Regions from separate parts of the Homo sapiens genome. Here region 1 is linked to region 2. Evidence: chromatin loops called from intact Hi-C (ENCODE). Cell type or tissue: left ventricle myocardium inferior. All regions are shown on one strand. Each heading gives the region's core, and the rest is flanking DNA. Links, peaks and the distances in the headings are about the cores only.

The links. Peaks named below come from ENCODE experiments on the same cell type or tissue, not always from the same donor. Only the 100,000 strongest peaks of a DNase experiment are listed, where the experiment ranks them.
Region 1: it touches region 2 in a loop (2.9-fold over the local background); 26 of 110 quality-filtered maps call a loop at or near these places.

What each region holds. Positions count from the first base shown.
Region 1 is chr4:173,742,754-173,753,831 of GRCh38, reverse strand. No RefSeq gene overlaps it. Among named protein-coding and RNA genes, the nearest start is that of LINC02269, 150 kb to the left of the region's middle. In left ventricle myocardium inferior, for the core only: a CTCF peak has its summit at 5,259; no DNase peak of the experiment used is centred there; H3K4me3 peaks cover 2,563 bases; H3K27ac peaks cover 3,066 bases.
Region 2 is chr4:173,539,186-173,550,263 of GRCh38, reverse strand. The region is part of intron 2 of HAND2-AS1 (HAND2 antisense RNA 1); the gene reads right to left. Among named protein-coding and RNA genes, the nearest start is that of HAND2-AS1, 14 kb to the right of the region's middle. In left ventricle myocardium inferior, for the core only: no CTCF peak of the experiment used is centred there; no DNase peak of the experiment used is centred there; H3K4me3 peaks cover 22 bases; H3K27ac peaks cover 4,909 bases.

The DNA.
Region 1 (11,078 bases), core at 3,310-8,309, 200 kb before region 2:
ATATCTATAATCATGTTAATTAAACTTATGAAATAGTTTCTACACACCTTTTCTTTAACTATGTGAGAGATTTAAAAATGAACAGTGACTCACAGCTCTTTTAGCATGACTTGAATTCCAGAATCTTTGTTTCACATCCACATGTTAACCATAAGTAACATAATTATAAAATAATTTGGGAACACGAAGCAATCTGATTGGCCTCCAGCCATCAGTTTATGAACTTATCAACATAATTTCATTCTTATCTCTAAATTGATGACTATGAATAATGACTTTAAAATGAAATTGTAATTGTATTAGTTATGATTATCTTTAATGAATGAATAAATGCAAAAATTATTACACTACAGAGACACACATTAATATAATCAGTAATGTAATGATATAGCACAGTAATTCAGTGCTTTTATGTAGCCAATGTATAATATATAGACACATCATTAAAGAAAATTTAACTCAAGTTTTTGCAAAGATCCACAAAACTCTGCAAGTTATGACAGAAAAACTAATAAAAGTGTGTGTCCTTTTGAAAACCTCCAAATTAAAATAAAATTGCCTCAATTAGAGAAAGTAAGGCAAACTATTATTTCTGTTTCTAAAACTAATAAACATCTTTTCATAATTTATCTCATGATTATCTTTGGCTTCACAAATTTTCTTTTATCAAATATCCCCATCATAGTTAAAAGTGAAGTTAAAGCATCAACATTAAAACTATTATTTTCCTACTTGCATGGTACTTTATAAATCTGAGGCCATTTCACTTGCATTATCTCATTTGAAAGTCATTTTGCCTGTGTCAGCCTTCAATGGTACTGAAAAACCTTGTGTTACAGTGTCATTTGGTTCCTAGAGCCTCCTTGTAAATTCTCCCTGTCACAAGTAAACTCTTGGCCTTCAATTTTACCAATCATGTTAGTTACTAAGCTATTGCCCCCCAGCCCCAAACCCTTTCTTCCTGCTTTTGGGGCCTTGCAGCTCCAGTTTCCGCATTGCAATCAGCTTTCTTTAGGATCTGCCAAGAGGGGGCGCTAGAGAGACTGAACGGCAGAAGGAGGGAGAAAGGACTTGTTCTCATTTGCAGGCGGTCTCCCCTTTCTTGCCTCAGTAACCACCCTTCACCCTGGAACGTGATTCCAGTCTCCAGCCCATTTTGCAAGAGCCCCAAAACCAGCTTCGTTGTACCTTCAGAGGTGCAGTCCCTGCCAGGCAGTGCCCGCTCCTCAGAAGAGTCTCCAACCTTACGGCACCCCTTCTGTATGACTTTAGATTCTTTTGTCTTTTGATTTAATTTGATTTTCATTTTGATTGTCAGTTATGTAAAACAGTTATGTAAAACATTACATAGCTCCAAAGTCATCCCTGCCTTATAGGTAACCTCATGCTAATTCTTTTGAAAACGTAAGAAAATGCTATACACTTTTATCACTCCTTGACCCTCTGTTACACAAAAAGTAGCTCACTCTACACGCTTCTACACTCTGTTCTGTACCTTACTTTTTTCCATTAAAGATGAATTCTGAATGTCATTCAAAAGGAGCATGCAGAAATCTCTCTGATTCTATTCTATGATGAATCATACCATATGCCCTGCAGAACATCCCCCATTAATATTTTCTACCTTTCGATTTTTAGTATCCCAAACTGTAAGTTTTAGCATTCAAACCCACAGACACCTCTCCAATACAACTTTATTTTTTGGCCAGTTAATACAGGTAGAATACATATTCGTGTCCTCAAACCTCAATACAACTTTTTAAACAAAATGATGTCAGATAAAGTCTTGAGTCTCCATACACAGTTGTCAAAATGGCAAAGCCTACATGGACTTTCAAAAGGGCATATGCTTCAGGAAGGCTGCTGCTGAAGGTAAGAAAAGGCACTTTCCCCGGAAGTCGCCATATAAGGTGACTGTTAACAACCACAGTAATTGGTTATTAAGAGGTGGATTTTTTAGGCATTTTACATCTTTACATGATCATTTATTACATATATGTTATTCACTGTGTTTTAGGAAATTGGTTGAGGCTTTAGGTTGATAGATAACCATTCTAATGACTCCTTTTAATATAATGAAAATAACAAGCATTTCAGACACCTTTGTTAAGCAAAAAAGGGCCTGTGTTCCATGTGTCAATGTTCTCTAGTTTATTGAACCAGTCTCTTATCGATATTTAAGCTATTTCATCTTTTAGTATTATAAGTAATTCTATGAGGAACAGTCTTGACCATATGTCACTTTGCATTTTTGGAACAGATTCCTAGAATTCATGTTGCAGGATTGAAGGGTAAATGTATATGCAGTTTTGCTCAATAATGCTAAATCCTCCCACCCCCAAACCCATTGAAGCTGATACCACTTTGCATACTTATTTCATCAAAACCTCTACAACAGAGTATAGTTTACAAATTTTGGGATCTCTGCCAGTCAGGTGGGTGAGAAGTGTTATCTCAGTGTAGTTTTAATTTGCATTTCTCATATATTCAGTATATTTTTCTATGTGTGAGGGTCATTTTTATTTCTTTTTCTGAGAACTATCTGTATTTTTTCCCCATTTTCTCTAAGGTTTTGCCTTTTTTCTCAATTCTTTGAAGCATTTTATGTGTTCAGAATATTACTCTGTGTCAAATTTATCACTTTTTTCCTTATTGCTCCTGAAATATTTCATGCATTTAGATCTCTGATCCATTTGGATATCTACCATATGGTGTGATAAATGGATGTAATTTTATCTTTTTTTCATATGGTTATCCAGGTGTTCCAAAGCCATTTACTGATTAAGAACATACTTTCCCTCTATTATCAGAGGTTATCTTTATCAATATTGTATGTTAGCTGCTTTACCAGATTTTCTGTGTGGTTCCATTGGTCTTTCTGTCTACTCATGTGCCCATACCACAACCTTTTAATTATAGAGGCTTTTTAATATATTTTAGAAAAAGAAATACATTGCTTCTCTTCTTACAAAATTTCCTGATTGGTATTGCGTGTTTATTCTTCCATATGAACTTTATAACCAATTTGTGTAGCTCCAGAGGGGAAAAACTTCTGCTATTTTTATTGGAATTGAATTAAATGAATAACTAATTTAGGAAGAATTAACATGTTTCTGAGGCTGAGTCAGCTTGCCGTGACTAATTTTATATCTTTCTATTTAAGGACATATTTATGTCTTTCAGGCATGTCTATAGTTTTCCTCATATAGGTTTTAAACATTTGTATTAGTTTTATGCCTAGGAATTTTATTTTGCTTTTTTCCTTTTATTCTATTTTATTTGTTATCATGTATGGAGTCTGCTTCTCCATTATATACAAATAGTAAGACTATTGATTTCCCACAAAAACTATTGATTTTATGTTAGTTACATATCTTGCTATTTTATTAAATTCTCCTATTTGTAGTTTTTCACAGTTTTTTTTTGTTTTCAAGATATATAATCATAACATCTGCAACAGAGGTAGTTTAATCTCTTCATTTCCAATGCTCATGCCTCCAATTTCTCTTATCTAATGACATTGGCTAATACTTCCAATTCAAAGCTAAATAACAATTGAGATACCCACTGTCCTTTCTTGGTCTTGACTTTATGTTCCTCATCAGTTAAGATGTTCATTTTGGTCTGATGGTTATGTGTACTATCATATTAAATTCTCTATCAATTCCTAATTTGTTGTTTTTAACATGAATGGGTATTAATTTTTTTTAAATGTCATTCAGCATCTATGTAGATGATTATAGGATTTGGCTCCTGATTTCTAATCATAAGATGACTTTTATTAATAGATTTTCAAATAAGGAATCACCCTTAGGACTGCCACGTTGGGAGAATGAAACATCTATTTGGTAAGAACAACGAGTATGATCAGGGAGAGGTAAGATAGGAAACTGGGAAATTTGTCATGGGTCATATATTTTAAATGGCATCATATTATTTGTGTAAAAATTTGTACTTCATCATAAAAGTAATGAGAAACCACCCATGAAGTATTTTACTAAGAGTCTTAAATTTTAGAAAGGTCTCTCTAGCAGCAGAGAATGTCAAATTAGTAGTTGTAAGAGGTATTATAATGAGCCAGGTGAGAAATGATAGGGCCTGAACAAAATAGGGTGGAATTCAGAGATACTGAGGAAATGTAATAGTCTTAACTGAGTGAGTGAAGAGGACAAGCAAAAGGCGAGAGTCTAAGATAACTTCTAGGTCCCTGGCTTGGGCAACTAGGCAGACGGTAGGGCATTCATTAAGATAAGGAGTATAGGAAGATGCGTCGTTTTGGCAGGAAACAAGTTTGTGCTGAGTTTTAGATGCTTGTGGAAGTTCCAAATGTATACATTTTTTTCTAGAGGTTGGGAGAGATGTAAGGAACATAGGTACAAATTTTGAAATGATCTGTGTAGAGATGGTAATTGAATCTATAGAAGTGGATGAAATTTCAAGAATGTGCATAGTGAGAAAAGAAGAGGCCAAGGACCCAAAGCCACCTTACCTACCTTAGAGAATTGCAGGGAAGATCAAATGACATAACAGGTGTGAAAATACTCCATCTCCATATGGTGCTTATTACATTCTTCCTAAAATGCTTCGTATGGTTTACATGGTTGAAGTAAAGATGGCTTACAGAAAACACAGGCAATGACTCACGTTCATATAAGTATATGTAAATATCAAATAAAGACTAAAATTCCCAATCCTACCTCTCTTCTGGAAATAATGCTGAAAAAATTACATAGTGGACCCCATCTTGACACTTACCGATTTTCATTTTCTACCTGTAAATGCAAATCCTATGTTTTTATTATAAGTGGATTTTAAAACCTCGCTGGAAAAAAAGCCACTTATATTTAATAAATCAATACATAATATTCTAATTACAATAACAATTGGCACAAAATAATATCATTTAGTCTTTCTTATCTTATTCCAATACAATTCTGCTGTTAATTGTAGAATCATAGTGTGTAGTGAGTAGAACTTTTAAAACATACAGGTATAACTTGAATCTTATTTTCCAAACATTGTTTAATATCCATAAATATTTTAAAGCATTTTGCCTCTCTATTCAGTGTCCTTTCACCAATTAAAAGTCTACCATCCTGCATTCATTTTATTTACAGATTTATGACTTTAGAAACATCACCACAACACAACTGGAATGCTTAACCCTTATAACCTGTAAAATGTATGTTGAATATCTCACAGAGATACTCAGAGAAATGAGTGAATTAGATTCTTGTGAAGTTTAGTAGAAAAGCTACAAGACAACAATAGGTGGTGCTGCTGGGATGGAATACTGAGTATGTACATTTAATTCAACAAATGTCATGGAAAATTTTCCTGAACAAAATTACTCTGCTTATTAAATTAAAGGTTGGTTTGAGAGCAATATTAAAGCCTGATCACGATGAGACTTTGGGGGAGAAAAAAGCTTCAAACAACTTCTCATACTAAAAAGAAAGTTGTTTCCACCAGTGGGAGCTAATTTTTGTAGCCCAATTTAAATTTCAAGCAGCAAAATTCCACATTAACTTCTTACAGCCAGGAGCAGCTTGAATCTTCCATGCTTATACCTGGCAGACAAAACGAAGTTACAACTGACAGCATTCCAAAAAGATACTCGTAAAAGCTATTTAACGTAACTGGATTTTGCGGATTTCTCTCATTCTTATCCAGAAATTCAAGTGGAAGGAGATATAAAATCTGGATTTCCCCCTTGCTTGAGCAGTTTTGACGCTCAAGAGACTTGAGCCTGAGCAGTGTTCATCAGATAAGACACAGGCCTTTTTCAGGGGACCACAGGATTCGTCGAGGTTTTGTAGAGTTTCTACACACCTGCTCTTTGCTATGGCTAAATGGTTTGAAGTATCATAATAAATTGACCGCAAATAAATTTTCAAAGGAAAGAAATGGACCTCCCTACTCAATTTTCCTAAAAACACATCCAATCTTTCAATCAAAGCAATAGATTTTTCCTCTTCTTATGTCTTTAAAAAAATCCATATATGCCAATTGTGATAGAAATGTAATATTCACATCTCTCTTTGTGGCTGAGCACCAGCTGTGGGGTAGGTAATAACCACAGGTTACCACCTCAGCACATGTACTTCCTTAGCTTGGCCCTTGTCAGTCTCCAGAGTAACAGGTGTAAATAATTGTTTATTTCTCTATCTTCCTTGAAAATCTGGTCTACCTTTATATCCCCAGTCTTTATCACAGTGCCTACCACATATCAAGCACTTAATAAATATTCGTTAACTTAATGCATAAACTCCCACCACTTATACACTGGGTGCTTTTTTAAAAAACAAACAAACCTACATATTAACTTCTGGTTGTGACTACTGTTTATTTAATTACTGGTTGGTACAATATGATGCTAAGTTTGCACTCCCTATATCTTATTTATTATTGACTTCCTCCCAAATTATTAGAGACAGAGAACTCTGACCCTATGACTCATCTCTTTATACTCTTCATGGAAAAAGAAGTTGAAGAGAGAAGATCCAACTCTGCCACCTCTGGGAATTATAGCACAATGGGAAGTATCCGTCCAACCTGACTGTGGAATGAGGCAAATCTTAAGCATAACACCAAGATATCGCCTTTTAGATGGACTACTTTAAGTCAGTAAGTTATTAACCAGGAAATTATCTTCCATGCTTTAAAGGCTTATTTCATAAATATGTAGCATCTTGTATTTGGAATAAGGTAAAAAGCACATCTGTCTTTCTCTACTCACCCAGAAGTATCATAATGTTCAGGCACTTTTCTCAATGAATTTCAGAAGAACAGCATACGTGCCACAGATCTATTTTATAGCTGTGAGATATGTTATGAAGTCTCTTGTAAAGGCAAGCTTACTCTCTCTCTACGGGCCTCTTTTTTGGCAAATCCGTTTATGTGGAATAATTGGCATAGATTAGTCAAAAATGCTTTCATCTTCTTTTGTTGCCCACATTGCATTTTAAAATAATTAAAATCCCAGATTGTTTCTGCTTTTCACCTAAGTTTACTGGCACCCAGCAAAGAAGCCTACACTTTGATTTTAATCATGACCAGACAATATAAGGCCCCTGTCTCAGAAGCAACAAGGGCAGCGAGCAGAAACCCTGCTGGGTAATTTCAAAGCCATGTACTTCCTGCTGCTAGCCCTACAGTATGATTTCTGTTCTGCCAAGGGCACCAGTAGAAGGTAACTTCCAATTTGCACCTCACACATAAATTCACATTATGCCAATAGGTTTCGAAGGAAACCACAAGCTACCCAGCTCAGCCGTCAGAGGTCTGTTAACAGACCTTTAACTATGATCTATTGTGCAGCAGGACCTGAAAGACGCACACGGAGTCCCGCTTTATAGAGCCTGCACTTGCCTGACACCGTTTTTCTTGAGATAATTATAAGTGTTTATTTTGGCTTTTAACAACTTTAATCACATTATTTAGCATGTTGCTGTTTTGTCATCAAGTTAAACGAATACAGAGTTCTCCCAAGAATTTCCCAGAAACTTACACATAGGGTGGTTTCAACAACGACAGAACCTAACATCTGAGATGGAGGTGGTCAATTACATCAAAGCTTCACGGATGCAAAGACGTTTTCCTCAATAAACAAGTAAGCAAACAAATTATATCATGCAACAGAGAACTCCTGAATGCATAAGGTGTGATCTTTCTAATGAAAAATAGCATGGCCGTCCCTTTGCTTCGAGGTTCTATTTTCAGTGTTTTGATGGTAAAAGAGATTCACAGTGAAGCCAGAGTTATGGTATGCAATAAATCCTCGATGCCAAATGTTGCTGAGATTACCATGTGGAATATAGAACAGCACTTCTCTGAGTTATCTAGAATTAGGTTTAAAAATAACCTTAGCCAATCACTAAGGGTTCTACAATCACTGTTAACTTGGAGCAACTGTGGAAACATCATGCTGTGCCAAATTGCATCTGATGGCCCAGTAATAGCAGAACTGTAATATACTTACATACATTCTAAAAAGATCTTCCCCCAATGGATACTGATTTTACAAATCCAAAAAGATGACAGTTCATCTTATACCTAAATGACCCTATTCAGTGTCAGTTAAATGAAGAATAGGTCTAGATCATTCAATAAATATATTTTAAAAGTAATAAAACCTATGTGCCATTTTTATCTTTAATTTTTTATGTGATGCTACTCATTCTGTTATTAATTATACTAAAGTAGCAAAAGAAAACTTTTCTCTCCCTATAATTATGTATTTCTATTACTTAAATTAGTCACTTTGACTCTCCTAAGAAACAAATGATGAACATTACTGTGTTTACTTGGAAATGTTTTTCTGCACAGTGCTATTAAGTGGACATGCAAGGCTCTGAATATAATAACAACTGAAATAAGATGACACATGAGGGGAAGAATTTTGAAATGGCCAATTTCATCCAACAGGCATCATCCCTTTAAATCATCACATTTCTTTTGCAGGAAGACCTGCAGGGCAACTTGCAATATGACCATCAGATTCGTGCTTTATTTGAAAACTCCAGAAACCAATTAATTCATAAATAAAAATCCTTATTGGGTATAATCTCAGTTTCAAATTCAGTAAATTCACAGCCAACAGATAACTCCCAAAGAGATTGGTAGCAAAAATATGGAAAATAAACAGAAAAATTGAGTTTGTAGTGTAAATAAGTTAAGTATCACTGGGAAGGAATAGAGACTCCAGAGTTTGTGTGTGTGTGTGTGTGTGTGTGTGTGTGTGTGTGTTCATATATACTACATACATACCACTCAAATATAGGTAGATAATGATTTTTAAGAGAGCTTAATATTTTTAATAGTTGAAAATCCCAAGCCTAGCAGATCAATAGAGAGAACAAACAAATCTCAGAGTAACTGTGCATTTTAGGGTGGCTTTGCCCCTAGAGATTTAAACAACTGCCAAGGTCCCTTTATCATTTGAGCAAAAGGTCCAAGTTTTTCTTGTAATAGCAAACCCTTTCCAAAGAAGAATTCCAAACATCTTATAATTCAGACACCTGGCTTATGTTCTTACTTCTGCTATTGACAAAGTGGTTTATTCCTTAACCTGCTTCCCATTTAGTAGTAAGAATTTCTTATTTATAATTTATGTCTGACTTTAGTGCTCACTTATTAAATTATACTGATGGAATAAAAAGATGAAATTTAGTTTTCTCACTTTACCATATCTAGTAAGAACATATTACAATGAAAATAATAGAACATAAAAACACAAAAACAAGACCGGGCACAGTGGCTCATGCCTGTAATCCCAGCACTTTCGGAGGCCAAGGTGGATGGATCAGTTGAGCTCAGGAGTTCGGGACCAGCCTGGGCAACATGGTGAAACTCTGTCTCTACTAAAAATACAAAAATTAGTCGCACGTGGTGGCACAAGCCTGTAGTCCCAGGTACTTGGGAGGCTGAGGCAAGAGAATCGCTTGAACCTGGGAGGCAGAGGTTGCAATAAGCCAAGATTGCCCCAATACACTCCAGCCTGGGCACGAGAGAGAAATTCTGTCTCAAAAACTAAATTAATTAAATAAATAAATATATAAATAAATAAGACACAACAAAATAGTTTATATGGAATCTCAAAAACATCTAATCCATTTTTGCTGTGATACATATCAAATGAGGTTTTTCTTAAGTATTTTTTAGCTGAGAGGATTAGACTGGCCTCTGATTCCTCATCTACAGCAGTGGATATCAGAATATAATGAGTTATTTTAAACTTACAATTCTATACCCAGCTAAATTATAATTCAAATTAACAGGAAAAAATCACCTTCAGTCATACAATGACTTGAAAAATTGAACCCACAGGCACACACTTTCTAAAAAAAAATTCATGAATAAAATGTTAATAATTCCAACCCAGTAGCAAATTTTAAGAAGAACACACAATGAACAAACAGGTTTATTTTTGGAAACTAAAGATGATTTAAATTTAGAAATCTAGCCATGTAATTCACTCTATTAATATATAAAAAGAGAAAAACCCATAAAATTATTTTATAAGCTGCTGGTAAAGCAGTTCCTACAATTCCTATTGCTGATAAGAAGAGAATAAAGAGCCCTGGAAAAGTTCTAAAAACTTGAAAATTATGTCAAAACCTGTTACAAATACCATAGTTAAGCATCAGCAAATAAGATCATGAGCTAGGCAAGTATGCTCACTATCTTTATTGTTTTTCAAGCTAATCCTGGAGCATTCCTGTCAATGCATTAAAATAAAAGTGAAATGTATGTACTGGAAGGAAAGAAACAAAGCAAAACTGCCTTTATCTGCATATTATATATATTTGCCTGCCTAAAATCTCCAAGACAATCACTTGAAAAACTGCTAAAACTAATAAGAAGGTACAGTAAGGTAGCCAGATAAAATATAAATATACAAAATCAATGATCAATTATAAACATAAGGGAAAACAAAAATTAGCTAGGTGTAGTGATAAATGCCTACTACTACTACTTGAGAGGCTGAGGTGGGAGGATCGCTTGAGCCCAGGAGTTCAAGGTTATGAGAAGCTATGATAATGCCACTGCACTGTCGCCTAGATGATAGAGTCAGACACTTCTCTAAAAATATGTGTGTGTGTGTGTGTACCTATGTGTGTGTACATATATTCATATATATGTAAGAAAAAACATCTAAATCACAAGAAAAACAAAAAGCAATGAATAAAGACAAGGTTAACAAGAAATATTAACGTGTACTTGAAGAAAACACTTAAACTAAAGAACCTAGGAAAGGCCTGAGTAAGTAAAAAGCCAACACTTTCCTACATGGGAAAACACTAAAATGTGACGATGGCTATATTCATTTGCTAGGGTTGCCATAACAAAGTACCACAGAATGGGGAGGATTAAACAATACAAATTTATTTTCTCACAGTTCTGGAGGCAGAAGTCTAAGATCAAGGTATCAGCAAGGGGAGTTTCTTCTGAGGCTCTCTCCTTGGTTTGTAGATGGCCATCATCTCTCTGTGTCTTCACTTGGTCTTTCCTCTGTACCTACTTATGTCTAAATTTTATCTTCTTAGAAGGACTAATGTCCCATTGGATTAGGGCTC
Region 2 (11,078 bases), core at 2,454-7,453:
TTTTACTCACTCAGGAGATGCTGGATCTCAATGTCTATGGTTTGATATGTTCTCATAAAAAGTATATCGCCTCATTACCAATAAGTTTATACGAATCGGTATGTTTTAAATTGAATATGCTCCTCCAGAGTAGAATAAATCATGGATTTTTTTCCTGAACAATTTTTGAATTATTTATTTTCTATTCTAAATACTCATGAAGCTAAAGTTAGCATTTCATATTTAGAATTTTTAAGACAACCAATGAATTCTAGGATTTCAAGTTTATTTTCAGTCTCAATAAACATTTATTAAATAATGTATGAATAAATTCAATCAACTGAACTTGGGAATGCAACCCATAATCATAAAGTGGTCTTCCCTAGAGGAGATCCCAGATGAAATTAAAAATAAAAGTTTCAAAAATTAACCTCACATATACCTCATATAGTTGACTCTACTTAACTCTGAGTTTGAATCCCGGGAAGAAATAGTCTTAAGATCTGAACAGAATTGCTTAGGCAGGGGTCAAAGATAATAGATGTGACTATATCTTTAGAAGAAATAGCTTAAACCAGATGTGGTGGCTCAAACCGTAATCTCAGCACTTTGGGAGGCAGAAACATGGATCACTTGAGCTCAGGAGCTTAAGACCAGCCTGGGCAACATGGTGAAACCCCGTCTCTGCAAAAAATACAAAAATTAGCCTGGCATGGTGGCTCACACCTGAGGCAGGAGGATCACTTGAGCCAGGGAGGCAAAGGTTCAAGTGAGCTGAGATTACACCACTGCCCCCGATCTGGGTGACAAAACGAGATCCTGTTTAAAAAGAAAAAAAAAAGGAACTTGAACAGTCCTTTCTAAAAAAGAGGAGAGCCATTGGGGCCATCTCCTAAATCCCCGGGCCATCCCCAAGTTGGTAAACCCAGAGTCATATTCCAGAGTCGTATGGCTGGCTGTACATCAAAACAAAACAAAACTGAGTTAATACCAACACTGCATTCTAAGATCATCCCATCACCCAACTCCCACCCCTACTGCCACTGCCACTGTGTATAGTCACATCTATTGTTACTGCCACAATCATATCCAGGTGCAAACCTGCTCATGTAGCCTACAACCTGAGACACTCACTGAGAACAGTGAAGGAGCCTGACATTGAGGGTGTGACCTTCCTACGCACTCCACTGGGGAGCAGAAGGAAGAAGACAATCAAGGCTGTGTGAGACCCAGGCTCCCTATTTTTATTATGGTGCTTAATCAAAATCATCATACCATGCAAACATTGGCATATATCATTTCACAACATCAAGTTTTTTATACAGTTAAACCATTAGCTTTTTGCCCACCAAGCTATAAGCTCAAAGAAGGCAGAGACATCTCCCTGGCTTCGCTAAAGTATTGCCTGCATAAAGCCTAATACCTTTCATATACTAGATGCTCAGTAAATATGTGATGAATGATAATAGATCAGAGAGCACACTAAGGAGCCAATCTGCATGGGTTTCATTCCTGCCTGTGTGACAGTGTGATCCTAGTTACTTCTTTGAGCTTCACTCAGTTCCTTGTCTACAAAACAGGGATAATAATTGTATCTTAGTGGCTAATCATGAAAAATAAATAAGTTAATATGAGAAACGAAGTTAGAACAGGAGCTGACACATAGTATGTGCCATTATTAATTATTATTATTATTATTATCATCATCATGACCTCTAATTACTGGTGTACAGTGGACCTTGATCAACTTCCAGAATATCATGCATTCCTACAGGTGTTCATCATCCTATGCAAGCATTTATCTGTATAATAAATCATCCTCCTTTTGTGAATGAAAAGACAAGAGTGCGCTACTTAATAAAATGAATTATTTCAAGGCCTGATGTTTTGCAATGTTTGAAAAGATCCTCCTGAGTAAGAAGCTTCTCACCACACTTGCCCTTTAGTATTTTTTTTAAAAAGTTGTATCTAAATTACTACCCCAGGTCCATTGCTATTAAACATAAAAAACAACTTCCACACACATACATACTTTGCACAAAATCCCGTCGGTGCGATTTTGACAGGTACGAGGAGACTCCCGATACTGCTAATTGTTCACTGGGCTTAACCTCAGATGATGATTCAGCTAAATGCTATATTGAATTTCATCACTTCCATTTCCCCTATTCCTGCAGTGACTCTCTGAGGGGTTTACGGTTTTCTAGAGTGGCCTGCCGGCTTGGGTGCGTGCACTCAGGTCACTGTGGAGGACTGTGTGAGTGGAACAGGAATGGGAACATCTTAAAACGAAACAGCTGCGTCAGAAGTGGTCAAGGCTCGGGCGCAATGTGATAGCTGCTATTAAACACCACTTTGAGCTCCTCGTGGCTTTGATGATTTCTTTCTTCCTCTCAAAAGTTTATCATTCTTTTCCTGACTTTAAGTCAACCTCATAAAATCAGCCCAATTTTTGTTTTGGTTCATATTAAAGTTTTGGTTGTATTGTCCATTCGTTTCAGAATTTTTGTTGTTTTTGTTTTTTGCTTTTTCTTTGTCTCTTTGGTCTGAGGAAACTATAAAGTGAGGTGAACCAGTCATGACAAATTCTTGTAAACAGACATGGAACTAGGAATTCTTGTTCCCTAGAGTTCACCTGTCTCACAGCCCTTGTCCTCCAAGGCACTTCCTGTTGGTAAGCATCTGGAAGTGTCCATTTGTGGTGTGGATTTTGTTTTGTGTTGTTTTGTTTTTTCAGGATCTGTAGTACCAATCTCCCTTCCTGCTACCTCTTAGTCCACTGCAAGCTAGTGGAGTGAAAATGGTTCTTTTCAACATCTGCCAATGGCGTCCTTGAATGAAATTTATTATTCACTATCATAAGAAAATAAGAACTTAATTGCATTGTTGAAATTTAAAATTTCATTTTTCATTCTGACAGTTAACTATTAAATGCACTTCAAGCTCCTAGAAGCAGTTCTAGGGCCTTCCAACCTTACTGTTAGGAAAATCATTTAAATAAAATGTTTCTTGGATTAATATACTTAATTCCACCTCTGTATTTAGCAAAATCTTTTCTTGGGGCAACAATTATTAAGTCACCACTTAAAGACTATTTAATGATGTTGAAATGAAGTCTACACTTAGTCAGCCAACTCACTGGGACTTTTTCAAACTCCCAACCACCACCTGGGATTCATCTCAATTCTCTGATTCTGTGTTTCAAATCAAAGATACTATTTGCTGTCAGCAAGTCCCCTGATTTATTTAATCCTTCCCCAAAATATATCCTGAAATTCTCACAATTTAACCCCTATTTGTCATGACAGCAGCTCCTCTACAATGACTAACACACTCTTCAGCATTATCAGGTGTTTGCAGAGGGCTCGGTGACTGCACTGGTGGCCTGGGAGATCAAGAGCAACCCTCTGTAATAGTGTTGTTACTTTATCTTCTCAACAAATCACCAGTAAATTTTAAAAATAACATTTATAATCTCCATTACTTCTCTCCGAAAATAAGAACACCCAAGCATATGGCAAGCATAGCATAATGTGTGGAAGCTCAAGAGTCTTTATAGTTCTCATTTTAAGAGCGTCAATTGCTAATTTAATCAACAATATGCATGCTTACTAGTTTTTAGACTAAACAGTACAATATAGGAAAATATGGGTTCAAATAGAATAAGGAAAAAAGAAAATAAAGTAAGGCAGGAAGAAGAAACAAGAAAGATGAGAACTCTGATTTTTAAAATAAATTGTGGCAATGGAATCTAATGTAACCAAGTTTCATCTTCTAGTGTGTAAATTAGTCAGCTAATAGATTTTTAAATCATATGTAAAACAGAAGTCCTATGATAGAGAGGTGGCATTTTTTCTTCTCCAAAATAGTAGGAAGAATGTCCTACAATCCATAATAAGAATCAAGGGGAAAAATCAGAATAATTTGAGTAGTTCGCTGAAAATCAGCCTCAGAGTTTACAACTCCTAAATTCTCAATTGTCCTTCCCCTATTTTCAGATCAGTTATGGAAAACAGGGAACTGAACTTCCTGAAGATCAGTAGGCATTTTTATTAAGCTTTTTATTTTGAGAAAATTGTAGATCCTCATGCAGTTGTAAGAAATAATAGAGATCCCATGCACGCTTTACCCAGTCTCTCCCAATAGTAACATCTTACAAAAACACAGTACAATATCACAACAAGGATACTGACATTGATACAGAAAATTTCCATTATCATAAGCATCCATTTTGTTGCCTTTTTATGGCCACACTCACCTCTCTTCCACCCCACTGCTCCTTAACCCCTGATAAGCACTTTTCTTTTCTCCATTTCTATAATTTTGTCATTTCAAGAATTCTATATAAATGGAGCCATACAGTGTGTTACCTTTTGGGTTTGGATTTTTTCACCCAGCATAATTCCCTGGAGATCCATTCAGGCTGTTGCACTTATCAACAATGTGTTCCTTTTTATTGCCAAGTAGTATTCCATGTGCCACGATTAACCATACATGCTTAACTGTTAACAGAATGGTTAAGTTTGTCTTTCCATTGAAGGATATTTGAGATGTTTCCAGTTTTTCACTGTTATTAAAGCTGCTGTAAGCATTCATGCACATATTTCTGTGTGAACTTAAGTCTTCATTTATCTGAGATAAATGCTGACGAGTACAATAACTGAGTTATATAGTAGTTGCAAGTTTAGCTTTTAAAGAAACTGCCAAACTGTCTTCCAGAGGCTGTACTATTTTACATTCCCATTAGCAGTATAGGAGTGATCCTGTTTCTCCACATACTTGCCAACATTTCTTGTTGTCATGGTTGATTTTTAGCCAAAGACAGAGATCCAATTTGGAACAAAAAGTAACAGAAAGACTTTCAAATTTAATGCATTGTTTTATTTTAACATTACCTGGAATTTTTTAATACCAGATCCCTTTGGTTTAAACTCTACAATTTAAATGCTGTGTACTTTAGACAAATTATTTAACATCTCTGAACCTCAATTTCTTTACATGCAAAACCTGTCCCTGCAAGTATAGAACTATATTAAAGGGATAATATGTGTAAAGAACATAGGATACAATAGATGTTTCGTAAATGCAAATCCCCTTCCTGCACATTATCTATTGATTATTATTTATTCTATTAATAATATATATGTTTTCTCTTAATGCATTCCCAGCACCACTTGTTTGGTTTTAATAAGAACAACAAGAAATGTTGGCAAGTATGTGGAGAAAAAGGATCACTCCTATACTGCTAATGGGAATGTAAAATAGTACAGCCTCTGGAAGACAGTTTGGCAGTTTCTTTAAAAGCTAAACTTGCAACTACTATATAACTGTCTGTCTCTACTCCATTCAGATGAATATGAATATCATTTAAAAATTGTGTTAACATGATAGAAAAGAATCAGGATGATATTGCTTTCAAAAACAAATTCAAACCCAGGTCTACCGCTGTGTGAACTTACGCAATTATCTTCCATCTGCAGTCAGCAACACTGGTGGTTTCATCTCTTCCATCTTTACAATGGACAGAATCAGACCTTCTCTACCTGCCCTATAAAGATGCTGAGTTCAAATGACAGAAATATGTGAACATTGATTTGCAAACACTGAAGAGCTATACCACTATGTGATCAATAGAGTAAAGCTAGTTATAGAAAATGAAGTCCACTGAACCTAAGGTCTCCTTCATTCTGTCACAGAATGTCAAGGTCAAGAAATGGCAGGAACCACAGTGATTTCAGAGTCTAGGACAGTGGTGCCCCAAGGAATGGGGTGTCAGAAGATTATAACAGAAATCATATTTGTTTTCATACAAACAATCAGAAATGAGTTCACTAATAGGGTAACCATTGGCATCAACACCCTTGCTTCTTCTTATGTTACTCAGCTGCCTTGAGCACACAAGGTAACCTCAGGGAAGGGGGAGCTCTTGACCACAGAGGGGTTAACAGTGGCCCTCTTAGAAGCACACATGGCCTGAAATGTGTTACAATTTGTCTGGCTCAGTTAGATTGAAATATATTATATAATCCAGTTTTAACTAAACTAATCTTCACCAAATGAACAAGGGGTTTAAAAATATTCCTGCAAAGAACCTTTCATTAAATATGATTCCAAGAAGGCAGACATAAACCATTGACAGGAAAATGGCAGAACTGACACTGCTCCTCCTCTTCTCAGCCACAAAACAAGACGGAAACACTGATGATATGAATCCAAAGGTAAATCAACCAGAGGATTTTTAAACCACCAAGGCTATTTGAAGTATGGATTTATACCCACTGTTGATGATGCTGAATCTTACCTTAAAACATTTAAACCTTTTGTCTAATTCTTCATTTTAATCTTACCCCTTTTTAGGTTATTTTTTGCACAGGTTTATCATGTACATATCAGTAAAGATGTACAGATGTATGATTTGCAAATAAATATACTTAAAATATTTTACTGCTGGGGTACATAATAAACACAGCAGGCAAATCATGGACCTAAGATATTCTATTTCTTTAAGGTGTTATTTTCCCCACTCTAGACGTTTGTGTCAGGCACCGATAGACTACACCACGAATGATGAAGATGGCATAAAACTAGATTTCCACTGACAGAACAGTGGGTTGTCATCACTAGAACCATCTTCTCATATCTTTTGGGAGCTCTAAAGACAGCCAGAAGCCATTACCTTCACCCTGTCAACCCTGAGGGCTGGGAGCCAATGCAGCCTCCTCATACCAATCTCCAAAAATTCTGTGGACTGTTACCGTTCCCACGCTTAGTGGCTCTCAAGAAGGTAACTGTGGCATGCCACTCTAACAGAGCTATGCCAAAGAGAACAGCTGATATTGAGTAAGTACTTACCCTATGCCAGCCCCTCATGTGAGTCGTCTCACTAAATGTTCACCACAACAACAGGACAGAGTCTATAATTATTATCCACCTTTTACAGCTGTGGTAACTAAAGCTGAGAATGGTTACTTTCCCAAGATCACACAGCTGATAACTTTTGTAGTCAAGTTCAGACTGTGCCTCTAACTCCAAGGACCTGCTCTTAATCACTATGGTATGCGGCCTTACATGCATAGTAATAACTTTATGGCATATCATTATAAAGATTTCTTTACAACAAAATTAATTTTTAAAATTTGTCACATTCTAAATGTAATCCTGCTTCCTCTTGGGATCAAAATGTTTACCAGAACACATAACTGATTTTGTAATACACATGAAAAGTAAATTACAGTGGTACTTATGGGAATTATTTTTATACACAGATTTTGAAAAATATAGCATACCAATTCTTGAAACAAGTGCTTTAAATCCTTTCTGACACAAAGCCGACATAATATAAATAACAATACAATAAAATATATACAGCTAACTATTTACTCAGTTGTGTCTGAAGTTATATGTTAAAACTTCTAGCACCCGGCTGGGCACAGTGGCTTATGCCTGTAATCCCAGCACTTTGGGAGGCCGAGGCAGGCGGATCACCTGAGGTCAGGAGTTCAAGACCAGCCTGACCAACGTGGAGAAACCCTGTCTCTACTAAAAATACAAAATTAGCCGGGCATGGTGGCATGCACCTGTAATCCCAGCTACTCGGGAGGCTGAAGCAGGAGAATCACTTGAACTGGGAGGCAGAGGTTACAGCGAGCCAAGATCGCGCCATTGCACTCCAGCCTGGGCAGCAAGAGTGAAACTCCATCTAAAAAAAAAAAAAAAAAAAAAAAAAAAACCTTCTAGTACCCAAGGCAATGAGAAAAAGTCAGTGGAAAAATACAATTATTTCCAAATATTCAGATAGTTAACAATAATTAGAAAAATCATAGGGTCAGCTGAGTGAATCTTTCAATTATTAATGTAGCTGTATTAATACCATGTGATATTAAGGTTTTTTAAGCAGAGAAAGCCCAGTGAGTTGCAGCAGCCACTCTTAATTCTGTGACTTTTTAGTGAAATAGAGCAAATGGAAGTACTAGATGGAGGAAAAGAAATGGCAATGTCAATAGAGAAATGCTTCTGAGGGCAAGTTCTCCTACATGATTGTGTATTCTTGGCTGTGTAAGTTGAGGACTCTTGAGTTTCTCTTCTCAGATGTCCCCATTGTAAATACCTAGGTCATGCTTTTAAAAAGCAGTATAATTTACAAAGCAGAGTCCACTCCACATTGACTCAAATGCCATCTTGTTATTATGACTATTTTATCTTTGATGAACCATCGTATTTATCTTTATAAGCACTTCATTAAATATCACTCTGTTGTCTGGAAAAAGAAAAATTCAGTGTTCTAAAAACTAAGCAATTAAACATCCCAATTAAATACATAAATTTTGTAATAAAGCAAAAATAGTCACTTGATTAGATTCTGTAATTTTATTACTGACATCATCTTTACTTGAATAGCACAAGTTGCATAGAACTTAACAATGTTTGGAAAAGCAGAAAAAATTACTAGAAATGTAAAGAAGCAGTTTCCTGTTTTATTTAGTCCAGATTAATAACGGTTAAGTTGCCATGTTTCTTCCAGAAAAAGCTTTTTCACTTTTTTCTCAGCAAGTCAGAGTTTACAGAAATCATCTCATAGATATACTTTATTATTCCAGCTTAATCCATCTGAAAAAAATTCAATGCTTTTTGACACCAATTGTTACACTATGCATTCATTTAGGAAAAAACAATATCACAGTAATAAAAAGATTCTTATATTTTATGCTAGTATTAAAAATCACAGCAGCTAATATTGTCCCATATACAAGAATCGACATATATTTTCTTGGTTGAGTTTCTTCATCCAGTAAAAAACAGTTTGAAAGGCACTGAATGGAAGAAAACAAACAAGCAAACAAAAACAATTCAATTCAATTGGATCCAGCTCCTTACCCTCTTGTTTGTAGACAAAGAGCATCAGCTCCTAAGCAAACTTTCTTCTTCAGATTTTGTTTCTGTATTACTCCACTCTTATTTTCTAAATACCTCTTTAAGCCATCATTTCATAACTGTAGTTAGAAAAGGCTTTGCGCATTTTCTCTGATTATTTTTTCATTTTTAGATGGACCACAAGCAGTCTCATGGGAAAACTCTACTTTTTGGTAGATTCTGCAGAGGGTAGGCAGTCTGTCCAGGGCACTGTCCGTTTGTCACCCAGCACAAATAGAGAATCCCATTACCTACAAAGGTATTAGGAAAGTGCTCCCAGCTGAAAGCATTTATCCAATTCCAATTGTTGTTTGAAAGTCTAAAATACTAAAGGTGGCATTATTCCAGGAGCTACTGTTTAAAACAATGCAATGCCCGTTCAGAGAAGAAAATCAGTGTTTGAAAATCTGAGTTTGTTTAAAAAATAATAACTATGCATCCAAAAAAGAATTCCTGAAGAAGCACTTATATGCCAGGCACATGTTTTTAATTTTAATAACATTGGTTTACCTAAATAAATATGTAGAACCTAATAATTGTTCTCTATATATTCATACTTTAATACTATTCTATTTTAGTGAGTTTGCAAAGAGGCTAATGAATAATAATGCAGAAAAATATGTATCGATCAGGACAAAGTTGCTATGGTTTATGGGCACTGCAAAATGCTGTGTTGAAAACAATTCTGTTAAAAAGTAATTGAAAACTGCTCCAATTTTAAAAGAAATAAATGTAGCCATATCCTTATAGGATAATGTCAGATAAAAAGTAATCATGTTCTCTCCACAATTGGGTTTGCTGGCATGTATATGGGAGTAATAATGCTTTAAGATTATTTTCATAGTTGTTCATTTAACGTGGGATTAACATCAAAATCTTCGTAATTATCTCAGATCACCATTTGAAAGTAGTGTGGCAAAACGCGTTAATGGTTAAGACACCCTAGCAGTTTTATACTAAACAGATTAACACACGTGAAAGTAATATTATAATCTTTTGCATTGAATAATGTGCCAGACCAATTTTTTCAGTGAAAATAGAATTCTTATGAAATGGTACCCTTTCATTAAAATAGGTAGCTACTGCTTCCTATTTCTTGAAATACCAAAGCAATCAGCTAGAAAACTGTATAAGAGCTATATAGATGAGCATGCACGGCTATATGGACTCAAAATATTATTCTGTGGCTTTGCCATTGCACAATTTTATGGAAACGATCATTTCTGAGGTTTGCTTTACATAAGATTGAGAACCAAAATATTGCAATAGGAGGGTGATACAGAATAGTGAAAATACAATCCAGGTGGGATTATAAACCAAAAACTTTTAAAGCGTGAAGGAGATTGCTTATTGGCCACAATGGCTATGAATTTATTTTATGACCACCAGCAAACAAATGTAGGTCCATACCTTACACATTCTTAAATAATAAGGAAGCACATTTTAGTATGTACTCCAGAGTCTCATAAAAATATTTCTCTGCCTCAGCATCCCATCTCTAGAAGTTGACATGAGAAGAAAATGGGTATTCATTTGGAAAGTAATATGAAGTTGTAACATAATTACTCAAGTCCTGCCTATCTTTCTTGAATTCTTGTGTAAAGCAGACTTCACATCCAAGACCTTATTATTTGATAATCCTTGTTACATATTACATGGGTCGGGGAGGGGCCTGAAACCTTACAAACTAAATCGAATGTAGCACAGGCAGGTGCCTCTCCCGAGAGAGGGAGATTATGTGTTAGAAGACAGTATCTGTATCACTTCAGCTGTGTCTGAAAAGGGGGATGGGGTGTTGGGGATTTAAATCATATTGTTTCCACTTATGCAGAGAGAATCCATAAAAAGAGATTCATTGTCATATTTTCTTTTTGAAGTGTAGTATTTGGTTTTTTTTTCTTTTTTACTTTAAAAGTGCTTCTCGGTATAGAACAAAGTAAATATTACAGTTTTGTTCAACAGCAGCCAAGATTTAATTGTCTGTGAAATATAAGGCTTACGACCTGAGTCGAGTCCACTACTGTTCTGCTGATACAAACTAGGCTGGCCTACGAGGTGACCGAACGCACCCAGCAGCTGATTTACACAGAAGAGCCATCTCCAAAGAATTAAAAGTGGGCCAGGGACAGCCACACGCCTGCAGGAGTCCATCCAAAGGGCTAGGTGCTTTATTCTTTCTGCAGCAGATT